Regions from separate parts of the Homo sapiens genome. Here region 1 is linked to region 2. Evidence: chromatin contacts called from ENCODE Hi-C data. All regions are on one chromosome and are shown on one strand. Each heading gives the region's core, a stretch centred on a gene start or an enhancer-like site at or near the end of the contact. The rest is flanking DNA. Distances are from core to core; before and after follow the strand shown. Region 1 overlaps SLC1A3 (solute carrier family 1 member 3). Region 2 has its middle 85 kb from the start of SLC1A3.

Region 1 (6,396 bases), core at 3,371-5,870, 160 kb before region 2:
ACAGCAAAGTGCTCCGCTCACCTCCTCCTGTTTCCAGCTCCAGTTCTTGGAGTTGAGCAGGAGAGCATGTCCTTACTTATTTTCTTGTGGCTGGCTCTGCCAAGATTTTACCTTGCTGCATGGGATCCTTCCAGAGACTGCCCTGAGCTTATTGTAATATTTCCATGAATGGAAAATGTATTTTTCTTTGAGGAGAAGAATAACAACAACGTGCAAAGATGTTAATGTAAAACTATTTTTTTCTTTATTGAAAATACATCTACAAAGTAATGCTTCCCAGTCCACACTGAGTGCATGTGTATGCAGAGCCTGTGATGGCTTGGCGAGAGGATGGGCTCCCCACAGGACCTTTCCATAAGAAATGGTTAGTATATTAAAAAACACATATTGTGTAACAGAATTAAGTTGATATGATTAAGTCTTTGCTCTACTAGTGTCTTAAGAGGACAGCCACGTACTTTAACATTTGTAGTGTATTTCCGAAATAGAGCCTCGACATTAAATGGTTACTGCACCACAGCCTAATGTTAACTTTTATGCACAGAATGCTTGGGGTCTATATAAAAATATCTCTAATTGTATATCAGAGGATCTATGTCTAGATTTTTCAGTTTGTTAGCATAATTAAGTCCATTCTTCACCATTTTCAGCCAGAAACTCAAACACAGCTGCTACTGCCTGACAGCTCCCACTCAGCGTCTTTGACTGGATATTCCTTAGGGGGTAAAAATTAATCTCTAAACCTGGGAGCTGCCTTGCCTGAAACTAATGCCCCTGCTGTTTTTTTCTCATAACCTCATTGACAGTGTCTTCATACTGATTCATCTTCTACCATTTCTCTTATGGACACAAACAAAACAAAAGCAAACCCCACTCCAGCTGAAAGTTTTGAATGATTTGATAAGTGGGATTCCAAAACAAATAAATATTTTGTTTCCCTCATTCTAAGGACTTTTGATTAAAGAAAAACACTTTCAAATAAGAAATACCCACTCAACTCATGGACTTCTATTAGAGAGCTCATTCATTTGACTTCTTTCAAATATATAAGTCGTCTTATGTTTTGGTAAGCAGACTTCACGGGGGGAATGATTTTGGACTCGAGAAAAAGTGTTTCAGGTGAAAAAAAAAGCCAGAAAAATGAACCTCTTCTTTTTTATTCTTCCTTAAAGAAGACCTGTACTCTTGGTGTTTTCAAATCCTTTGTTTGTAATGTTGCCTGTGCTCAACTCTTTCCTAGCTCTTTAGTGTTCCACAGTGTGACCACAAGCACCCTTGCTAGCTGCTAGTCTTCTCATCTGTTTTCGAAGTCTATCATCAGTTGAGGAGTGGCAGGAGACATTCTTCCCAGAGTAGGAAAGAAGGGAATACTTCCCCCATTGGGATGAACTGGGCAAAGAGTTTGATGAATAATCCCACTCCTGGAATGGCCTCCTGCCTGGCGACTTGCATAACCTGCACTTTGCTCACAGGACCTGGTGACCACCACACACAGCCATCCTGTCCTTAGTTAGAAATGTTCACTCCCATTGAAGTGTCTTTTCTGAAGGCCTCGTGCTCCATGGATGGTACAGGGTGTTCTGAGGGGAAACAGAGGGCAGGTGCTTTCATGACATCACAGGATGTCTGGGCTGGAAGAGACCATGAAGACTTCTAGGGAAGTCCCTCATTTTATAGATGAGGACACTGAGGCCTAGAGGTGAGATGGGACTTGCTCAAGGCCACATGGAAACTTTGCCTTCTGTCTGTCCTCACAGCTGTGCTAGATGTATATGTGCACCTAGCTACTAATGAAATAGGTATACCAGTCAGAAGAGAAAGGGATAAAATCTTACTGTCCAACTGATAACCGGTTGTAATTCAAGTTGTTAACATTTTGAAACTAAAACTGAATTGTATTCTGAAAGATTTTTAAATTTCAAAAGTTGATTTTAAAATGTTTTTAGCCTACTATTTGTCTCTTTAACTTATATAAAAAAATCACATTTATAGGATTGTGTGCCACATAAACTTGTAAGATCTGATCAACACTATTTGTGATCTTGGTACCTTATTCGGTAAGACTAACATGAAATGATTTAAAAATTTCAATTGTGGGATGAAAATTGTACACTTTGGCCACCCAAAATCCTCCCTTGTGTTTTGGAGGACTATTTTCCAGTCTTATCAGAAGGGAGGAAAGGGAAGATGACGGGCTTGCTGGAGCGAATGAGCTGTAATGAGATGGAAAGATTTTATAATGGTTTTTAACACCTGGTGCTCAAGAAAGTGTTTCTTTATGTTAGTCTACATCTTGGTTTCACTGTCGATGGGTTTCTCAGTTTCATTGTCCTGTGCAATCAGTTGATATGGTTTCTTCATTTCATTCTCTTCAATCACTGAGTTACCCATTTCAACATCTCTGTTCTTCAGTTCATGTCGTGACAAGTGCTCCACAATCCCAGCTCCCAGGGAGTCTCCCAGTACGTTGGTGGTGGTCCGGAGGCGATCCCTGCAGGCAGGGTGGGGAGGAGGGAAAAACGAGGCTCCCGTGAGCATCACAAGTTTTCAACTTACGTTAGGAACTGGCCAGCGAAGCACCTCTTAACATTCAGTTCGCCGTATCTACCAACTGCAAGATTACGTAATAGACACATAATATTCATAATAGTAGCTATTAAAGGTTATAAGGCCATATAGATGATGAATGTTCAGTTATTAGTTTGACTGAAGTGAGAGTCCCAACAGTGGGGAACGAGCCTTCTCTTTAAGCCATTCTCATAATAATACTAAGATGTCATTTGTCCCTCTCAGTCTCATTTTCTCATGAATGTATAGTGGAGTTTTGCAAAGACTACATGATGTGTGATGTCACAACTCACTGAAGCAGTTGTGAAACTGCAGAAACAGGAAACTCCAACTGTCTTGTATTAAGCCAGACATTAAGAAAACTTGCAAAACATAAAATAGTACCATTCTTTTCACTAAATATTGGGGTCGAGGCCGGGCACCGTGGCTCACACCTGTAATCTCAGCACTTTGGGAGGCCAAGGCAGGTGGTTCACCTGAGGTCAGGAGTTCGAGACCAGCCTGGCCAACATGGTGAAACCCGTCTCTACTAAAAATACAAAAATTAGCCAGGCGTGGTGGCGGGCGCCTCTAATCCCAGCTACTCAGGAGGCTGAGGCAGGAGAATCACTTGAACCCAGGAGGCGGAGGTTGCAGTGAGCCAAGACTGTGCCATTGCACTCTAGCCTGGGCAACAGGAATGGAACTCCATCTCAAAACAAGTAAATAAATAAAATAAATTTTGGGGTCGAAATGGTTGTTTTTTGCAAAAAAATGCTATTTATGTTAGCATATATAACCTTTTTGTTTAAAGATGATAATAAATTCATTCCATTATTTTATTTTATGAATTATTATCACCTTTAAATAAAACATGTAATAAATTAACAAGTGGAAATTTATAAGTGTGTCTAATATGATAAATATGAATAGATACAACCCATATAGATCAAATGCTGTTTCAGTTCTCAATAATTTTGAAGTGTAAAGATCAAAGACTGTGGAGAACTGTAGCTTTATATGAGAGTGCTCATGTTAACTGATGCTGACTGTGGGCCAGACAGTAGGCTGCATGCTTTCTAGGCATCATTGCACTGAATCTTGCAGTACCCCTAGGAGGTAGAGGACACGGGCACCCTCATTTTACAGAGGTAGAAACTAGGGTGGTTGGGTAATCTGCCCGGTCTCACACAAGGTCAGGACACAAACACAGGTCCAAGTAACTGGGGAGTGAATCCTCTCGCCCAGTCTGGGGTTTCACGCACACTGTCAAGCTCTTTTCATGTTGCAGTTCTAGTGAACATATGTTGTGTTAACTCCAACACGTACTCTGTTCTAGGCTTTGCTTTGGGCATCCTGGGGAAAGATTTTCAAAAGTGGAAGGAAATTTTTAAGAGAAAAGGCACAGAGAATGCCAGCTGGAAGAGCGAGGGAAGGGGGCGAAGGGATGGGCCTGTAGAGGTTAGAGTTTGAGAATGTGGAGGGCACATTTCTTGTAACTTTCCCTAGATCCGAAACTCAATTCCACTTAATGACACTAGCTCTCTTCCCAGTGTCGGCATAGCTCAGCCTCACCCTATTGGGCTAGGATGGGAAAATCATTCCCACTGGAATGGGAAGCACACAGAGGCAGGGCCTAAGCTGGCATGTGGGGCCTGCAGCTTTGTTCCAGCTGCTGTGGTGTCATGTTGTGCAACTCAGAAACAGCCTTGCTGATTTATGTTGCCTTTGCAGACAGCGGGTTTCCCAATTCCTGAATGGCTTTATGGAGTGAGATGTGTGGCAGCCAGATGTGCCCCTTAGGCTGACAGGGGAGTGAGTGCACATGGCATCTGGGGCTCGGTCTCCAGATAAGGACCAGGGGTCAGACAATAAGGACAATTTAACTATGGGCCGAGAGGCCCCTCTCCTCAGAGTTCTTTCTGTAGATGTGCCAGGCTGCCTGGTGCCCTAGAGTGACAGAGGGGGACCCTGTGACAGTGAGCTGGAATGCAGGCCAAGCATACTCACAGGAACCAGTCCACCGCGATGATGAGCGTGATGTCGTCAGTGGGCAGGCCGACAGATGTCAGCACAATGACCATAGTGACCAGGCCCGCCTGAGGAATTCCAGCTGCCCCAATACTGGCAGCTGTGGCTGTGATGCTGTTAACAGAAGTACCAGAACAGAAAACACTTTTACAAAGCTCCCCACGTAGAGCATATACGCTGCAAAATACGCACGGTGCCGATGCCTGACTTGCCATGTAACACAAGAGGACGCGCTTCAGAAAAAACGTAAATGAGATTTTTTTTTTTTTTGAAACAGTATCTCACTCTGTTGCCCAGGCTGGAGTGCAGTGGTGCAAACTAGGCTCACTGAAACCTCTTCCTCCTGGGTTCAAGTGATTCTCGTGCCTCAGTCCCCTGAGTAGCTGGGAATACAGCTTCATGCCCCCACACTCGACTAATATTCGTGTTTTTAGTAGAGCAGGATTTCACCATGTTAGCCAGGTTAGTCTCGAACTCTTGACCTCAAGTGATCCACCCACCTTGGCCTCCCAAAGTGCTGGGATTACCGGCATGAGCCATCATGCCTGGCCCGTAAATGAGATTAAAAAAAAAAAAATTGAACTAATCATCATGCTAACTAATATTTATCATGTGCTTACTATGTGTCTTCTGATATACTAAGCATGGTTTATCTAATTTGGTCCTCGTACAATGACCCTTGTGAAGTTGGACCTATTATTCTAGTCGTTTTTAAATAAACTGGCAGCTATACACTTTTAAACATCCCTGAAAGTATTTTGTAAGGCAAAGTCTAAAATGCTGTAGAGTTACAATAATAATTTGTTTCTAGTAATTCCCCTATCCAAGTGGAGGGTTGTAAAGTTACTGAACATTCATGATTAATGTTGTCAAAAGAATCAAATTTGGTTTCTTAGTTTGGTTTGCTTAGTTAATTCAAAAGCAAAATGATTTATGAACAAAGTTTTATAGTATTAGAAATACTTTTTATGAAGGCAGTGTAGACCTGGCTTGCAAAGCAAATGTTTTATAAATAGTAAAGTATTATCTGGTTATAAGTGGTATTAATAAAGTATTAAGTCTGTCACAGAAAGTATTCATGGTCCCCATACTGGTCCCCTTCTAAGATACTGGGACTTTTAGCTGGTATATGGCTCCCCAGAATGAAGACTACACTTCCCAACCTCCCTTGAAGCTTAGATTAAGTTCTGGCCAGTCAGACATGCATGGAGGTACTGAGCAACTTGCAGGGTATACCATCTCCCCACTTCCGACTGACTAAAATCTGGGGGTGGTGAGTCATCCCGGACCACCTGGATAATGATAATACCCTAGAGACTTAGTCTCTTATACCACAGAGCACCTATCAATCAGCCTTGAAGGCTTTGTGGAGCAGAGCTGTGCTGCATGAAAGAGAAATATATTTCTATCTTGCTTGTCACTGTTACTGTTATTTTTAACTCTGTCACCTTTTTTTTTTAATAACCCAGAGCCTTTCAATCAATATGCCAAAGTATAGGTTACAGGTGAGCTGAGATAATGATCTCCTAAGTCCCATTATAACTACTTTGGGCCTGAGGTTCCCAGAACCCCCAGGTCAGTCATTGACCTCTGGCCCTGATCAGCCTTTTCCTTTTTACTCCGATGCATCCTACTACAACTATTATCATTTTCTACTAACACAAAACATATACACAGAGTCTAACAACTTATTTCTAAATAAACATAACAACAAATGTGTGGTGACTGATTAGATGAAAAGAAACTAAGACACCAAATGTAGGCCATAAATGTGGATTTGAACTTGGTCTGGAAGTAAAATCTGTAAAAGACATGTTT
Region 2 (6,105 bases), core at 1,748-4,247:
CACAGCCTGTGTGTGGGTATGTGTGGGGGCAGCTCTTTGTCCCTGGTCCCAGTAAAGCAAGTAGACGTATGCCAGAAAATCAATAAAGGAACATTTGCCCAAGAGACAGGGGTGGCATTGACATGGGCCTCGTCTATGGGTGAAAAGCCAGCTAGGATTTGGACAGAGAAGAGGAGGAAACAGTTATGACGTGAATGTGCTTTCTTTTATTTATTTCCTGCTGCTGCCAGTAGCCCTCAGTGAGATGTTTCCTTGGAAGTCTCCCACCTCCCTGTCTCCCAGATGAACATGACCTAAACCAGCCTACGCTCTGTCGAGGCTAGAGCAAGGCCACTCTCCATAGTCCATGACTGAGGGCAGGGGAATTCAGGGCCACACAGCACATTTTCTTTTACACAAAGCCTGCTGGCCTTTTGGGAACCGATCCTTGATGTCATTAGCACCAATAAGCGCAGCCACATGGACCTACCCACCCAGACCATAACGACAAAAACATAATCACCACTGCCATCTTGCAACTTCTCAGATGCTCCAGGAAGTTGGCAAGCTTTAGGAGAGGTGACTTCTTTTTCCCATGGCTCATTTTTGGAGCCTGCATGAAGCAGTTGACAGACACATGCTGTATTTATTGAACGGGGACTCTAAGCAAGGCCCTGTGCTAATGCCTAAGTGACCTACACCGAGGGACAAGTAGAGCCTTGAATCCTAACATGATTAGGACTGGATCACTTCAGCCTCTGCCTTGTACTCTTATTCACATGAGAACAACCACATCCATCCCAGCCAGGGAGGTCCTGGGGAGCAGCAATAGGTTCAGAGAAGAAAGAGCAACAGAAGCCGCAACACCCTTCACCAGGCCTGTGCTTTGAATTCGTGTATAATTTGTTTGCTGTTGTAGGGAAGAAGAAAACAAAAGTAGGGGGTGAAGTGTGAGTCGGAGCCACAGAGTCATCCAAGAATGGCTGGCTCCCTGGAAGGTTTCATTGCGTTGGCCTGCATTTCTTTGGCTGCCAACTTATTAGGATCCAGAGACGGCATGGAATTGCTGGCACTGGGATTCTCCTCCTTACCACACACTGGGAAATAATCCCAAACACTTGGAGCAATATGTGCAGCTGAGGTCTGGCTAGGTACGAGGGTGGAAGGAGCAGGAGGGTGCAGAGCAATGAAAGAATCAGTAGGAGGGAAAACACATTCTCTAATCTCTTCCACCAGCTGATCAAGGGCACAGGCAAGGGAAACATGAAGATGAAGGGTAGGAAGGGAGAGTGAGAGAGGAAAAAATCCATGACAAGGAAACAAACCATAAGGAGAGAGGGAGGGATGGATGTGGCTCAGCTTTCATGCTTCTGGGGTGCTTGCACAGTGGTGCCAACACACATACACATGCACACACACACATACAATGCACACATACACATGCGCACACACATATGTGCTCACACACGCAAGTACACGTGCACACACATGCACACACACATGCACATGTACATATACACATGCACGCACATGCATACACGCATCTCTGCCAGCTACCAGCCTACAAGTTAGCCAATAATTAATTTTTGGATTGTTCATCTTAACCATTCTCTTTTGAAGTATAATCACAATTAAAATACACTCTTTGCCTTTATGAGTCCCTTTCTTTAAAATACATTTACTGTGCTTGTACCACACTAATAATTTTATGATTACTTATTATTTTCCTCATAGCCACACTTTTGACCTCTAATTGAACATAAACATCTTTCATGGCAGAGGCACTATTGTTTCATTTCTTTCCAATTCTATGCTGAAGAACCATGCATGCTTTTCTTTTTCTTTTTTTTTTATTTGAGACGGAGTTTCACTCTTGTCACCCAGGCTGGAGTGCAGTGTCATGATCTCGGCTCACTGCAACCTCCGCCTCCCAGGTTCAAGTGATTCTTCCACCTCAGCCTCCTGAGCAGCTGGGATTACAGGCATGTGCCACCATGCCCAACAAATTTTTTTGTGTTTTTTTTAGTTGAGATGGGGCTTCACCATGTTGGCCAGGCTGGTCTCGAGCTCCTACCTCAGGTAATCCACCCGCCTCGGTCTCCCAAAGTACTGGGATTACAGATGTGAGCCACTGCGCCCAGCCCATGCATGCTTTTCTGCATATGCTAGGTGCTTCATAAATGCATAATTGACTATGTCCTTATAGGAAAGAAGGATTCCATGGCTTTCCTGGGCAGTGTCAGAGTGGCCGGACTTGGCAATGGGCCCAGCAACAGTTCTGCCTGCATGAGCCTTGCTTGGGTTCTGGAATGTTCAGCCTGCATTACAGTCACCTGGTCCCGTGAGGATCAGCTTCTTCTCTCATCAGGAACTTCCCTGGCCTGCTGTGGTTTGAAATCCTGCAGTATGGTTGCCCTTGAGATCTTTTTTTCCAGGACCACATTCTCAATGACACTATGTTCTCATCCAGTACTTCTGGTACTTCTGCTAATCTAACTTCCTTGGCTGGGTCCCAGTGAGGTCTTCTGTAACCCCATACTCTGAGCCAAGGAAAGTCATGTTACAGCAAAGTTCCTGCTAAACAAGAGTACTCAACTGCATGCTTTGAAGAGAATTTAAGAAAATTCTGTGGGCCTTTCAAGCTTGCCATATACTAAAACTTTTTTTTTCCACCAGCCCTACCCACATTGATTAATGAGATTCCCCATCTACTCAGAACCACATTCCAATCTCCTCCTGAACTCCTAAGGGAGAGGGAGCATACACCCAGTTGTAGTCATGCCTACCGGGAGTTACACACCAACGAATTTCTAAAGAAAGCCTAACAAAAAGGCAAATAAAGCAAGAGGATTCTCACAGACTCACTGCTGCAGGGCTTTAAAATCTCAGCCTCATCTATTGAACACTAGCCCAGGTAGGGAAAAGGCCCCGTCTTGGTACGTCTACAGAGGGCATGGAGAGACTTAAGGCTTTTTGGTTCCGGGAAATGGTAAATTGCAATGCTGAGGGGAGAAAGCCAAGTCAGCTGGCCTGGGACATGGCCTGGAGCTGAGCTTGGCATGTGTTAGTGTAGACACTGGATAGTGGCTGTAATAGGAACTTGGTCTTTCCCCCCAATAAGCCTTGTGAGGCTCTGTGCCTCTCTCAGAGGAGACACGCTGTGTGCCTGGCTTCTAGGAATCCTGCTGCGTTGTAGTGGCCGGAGGCCCTCCCACCTGGAGTCTGTGCTTCCTGGAGCCAAACAGCCAAGGACTAGCGCTTACTGAAGAGGACTGTGATAGGAACACCCGGGAATATTCAGAGTTCATTGTAAGCCTCCTGGAGAGTTAGAGTTTCTTGCTTCTTATGTGTGAATGTTTAATATGCTACCACAGCTTTAATCTATCACAATTCTTCCAAACTTTGGGGCACTTAATAATTTCCCAAAGAGCTTGTGGAAAGAAGAGATTCCCTCCCAGAGATTCTGGCTCAGTAGGGCTGAAACACACCTGGGACTCTAATGCACAGAATCTAAAGACTGCACAGTGAGAAACCCAACATTTATCAATCCCAAGGGCAGAACCTGGTCTTCAGTGCTTTCAATCATCCTCACCACCACCACCATCACTATCACAACCACCACTATCATCACCACCACCATCACCATTGCCAGCATCATCACCATCACTACCACCACTACCACCACCGTCACTATCATCACCACCACCATCACTATCACAACTACCATCACATTATCAGTATCACCATCACCACCATCACCACAACCACCACCATCTCCATCACTACCACCACCACCTCCACTACCACCTCTTCCACCACTACCACTACTGCCACCACCACCATCACTATCATCACCACCATCACCACCTCCACCACCACCATCACTACCAGCACTAACCACCACCATCACCTCACCACCACCACCAACACCACCACAACAACAACAACTATCTGGGTATTTTTATTGTCCAGTGGCCCCAGGTTCAACTGACTGCAAAGCCAGAACATTTCTCACTAGACTGCAAGGGTTTCCAAAGACCCCAGTACCTGCAAGAAACATGTACAGGGCATGATTTCTGAGTACCTGAAATATGGTAGTAAGACTGGGGAACTGAAATTTTCATTTTATTTTACTTAACTAATTTGAATGTAAATTCAAATAGCTACATGAGTCCAGTGTCTACTGTATTGGACAGGGCAGAACTAGAAGGTGAGAGGAAGAGCCTGTACTCAACATCTGCTTGCAGATTGGGTCACTGCTTCAGTCAACCCCACTGGAAAATATCAAGTCTTAGTGTGGAGTCTGAGGGTTGAGAGAATCCGGACATATACTTAGAAAAGCATGGACAATAGGTGAGAATTGACTGCTTCTCCCACTCCTCCCCCGTCTACCAGAGTACTGACTCCCACAGTCACCAACCTACGTTCATTCATGGAGGCTCTATCCTGGGAAAGGTCATGCTGCCTTTTTCTGTAATTGTGCCACTAAGAATGGGAAAAATTGGGGGTGATGATAAAGCCCACTCTAGGGGCTGCTACAGCTAAATTGTCTGACTAGACTCCAGAAGGATGTTGCAGTATTTAAGAATCTGGGCCCAGTAGCCAGGGATCCTGAGTTAAAGCTTGCCTTTGCTACTTGTCATCTCCTGCATAACCCTGGAAAATTACTTCGCAAAATATTAGTTACTTCATCTGTAGAATGAGGATAACAAAACTTCCAACTTCATCAGGTTGCAAAAAGTCAGCAGTTCTCAAACTCTTTGGTCTTCTGATCTTTTTATATTCTTAAAAATGAGGACTGCCCCCAAAACCTGTTTTGGGGGGTAAATCTGTAAATGTATACTGTTTTAGAAATAAAAACATTAACTTAACAATAATAAAAACATTAACAACAATAATAAACCCATCCTACATTAACATAACATATTTTTGTGAAAAATTACCATATTTCCCAAAACAAAAAGTAATTAGTGATAAGTGTGACATCATGTTACATTTTTGTAGCTCTCGTCAATGTCTGGCATAATAGCAGACAGCTAGGTTCCCATCTCTGCTTCAGCGTTCCATCTGTTGCAATATGTTGTTTTGGTTGAAGTATATGTTGAAAATCTGGCTTCATGCAGGTATGTAATTGAAAAAAAAAAAGAGTACTTTCATAGCCTTTGCAGATAATTTTGGGTAATCAGGGCACAGGAGACAGGGAGTTTGAGTGAGATACTTCATAAAACTTGAAAAGTGGGCATAATTAAAGGTTAGTTACAATGTAGAATCTGAAGCCATATCAGTAAACTTTTCATACTTCATTACACTAAAATCTATTGGTCTATCATGCACTATGAGTGTATATTTACCTAGGCATAATTTTGTAATACCATGCATCAGTCATTTCGAAAATACTGGTTCATTGAGTTATGCTTGATTTTCCAAATGTTATCATATTTTTATTATGATACACATCACATTTGTTAATATCACCACTAACATCATCAAAATAAGTTTTTTTAAATTGTATTTTATTTTTTAACTTTTATTTTAGATTCAGGGGTATATGTGCAAAGTTTGTTATATAGGTAACTTGTGTGTCAAAGGGGTTTGGTACAGATTATTTCATCACCCAGGTAATAAGCATAGTGTCTGACAGGTATTTTTCAATCCTCACCCTCCTCCCATCCTCCACCCTCATGTAGGCCCCAGTATCTGTCGTTTCCCTCTTTGTATTCATGTGCATTTGGTGTTTGGCTCCCCCTTATAAGTAAGAACATGTGGTATTTGGTTTTCTATTCCTACATTAGCTCACTTAGGATAATGACCTCCAGCTCCATCCATGTTGCTGCAAAAGACATGATTTTGTTCTCTTTTATGGCTGTGTGGTGTTCCATGGTGTATGTATACCACGTTTTCTTTATCCAGTCAACTGTTGATGGGCATTTTGGTTAATTCCATGTCCTAGCTATTGTGAATAGTGCTGTAATGAACATACACATGCATATGTCTTTGTGGTAGAACAATTTATATTCCTTTGGGTATATACCCAATAATGGGTTGCTGGGTTGAATGGTAGTTCTTAGTTCTTTGAGAAATCACCAGACTGCTTTTCACAGTGGCTGAACTAATTTACAGTCAGAC

What was found. Hi-C counts contacts between places; a loop is a spot of excess contacts on that map. Pooled maps may share reads with other maps.
Region 1: a map of heart right ventricle shows a loop between it and region 2 (2.3-fold over the local background). The contact joins two enhancer-like sites. A Hi-C loop is called at or near these places in 10 of 168 maps with a recorded cell type or tissue (GM12878, gastrocnemius medialis, heart left ventricle and 4 more) and 7 of 50 pooled maps.

Annotation. Positions count from the first base shown.
Region 1 is chr5:36,682,160-36,688,555 of GRCh38, reverse strand. It overlaps SLC1A3 (solute carrier family 1 member 3), which reads right to left. Exons shown (of 10, transcript NM_004172.5): 9 at 4,558-4,692; 10 at 222-2,491. The coding sequence ends at 2,287. The region is part of intron 1 of SLC1A3-AS1 (SLC1A3 antisense RNA 1); the gene reads left to right. Among named protein-coding and RNA genes, the nearest start is that of SLC1A3-AS1, 40 kb to the left of the region's middle. Within about 2 kb of position 4,620, at least 10 of the 41 ENCODE cell types and tissues checked have a DNase peak (open chromatin) inside an H3K27ac peak, as active enhancers do; they include heart right ventricle, where a contact is called at or near this core.
Region 2 is chr5:36,519,008-36,525,112 of GRCh38, reverse strand. No RefSeq gene overlaps it. Among named protein-coding and RNA genes, the nearest start is that of SLC1A3, 85 kb to the left of the region's middle. Within about 2 kb of position 2,997, at least 3 of the 41 ENCODE cell types and tissues checked have a DNase peak (open chromatin) inside an H3K27ac peak, as active enhancers do; they include heart right ventricle, where a contact is called at or near this core.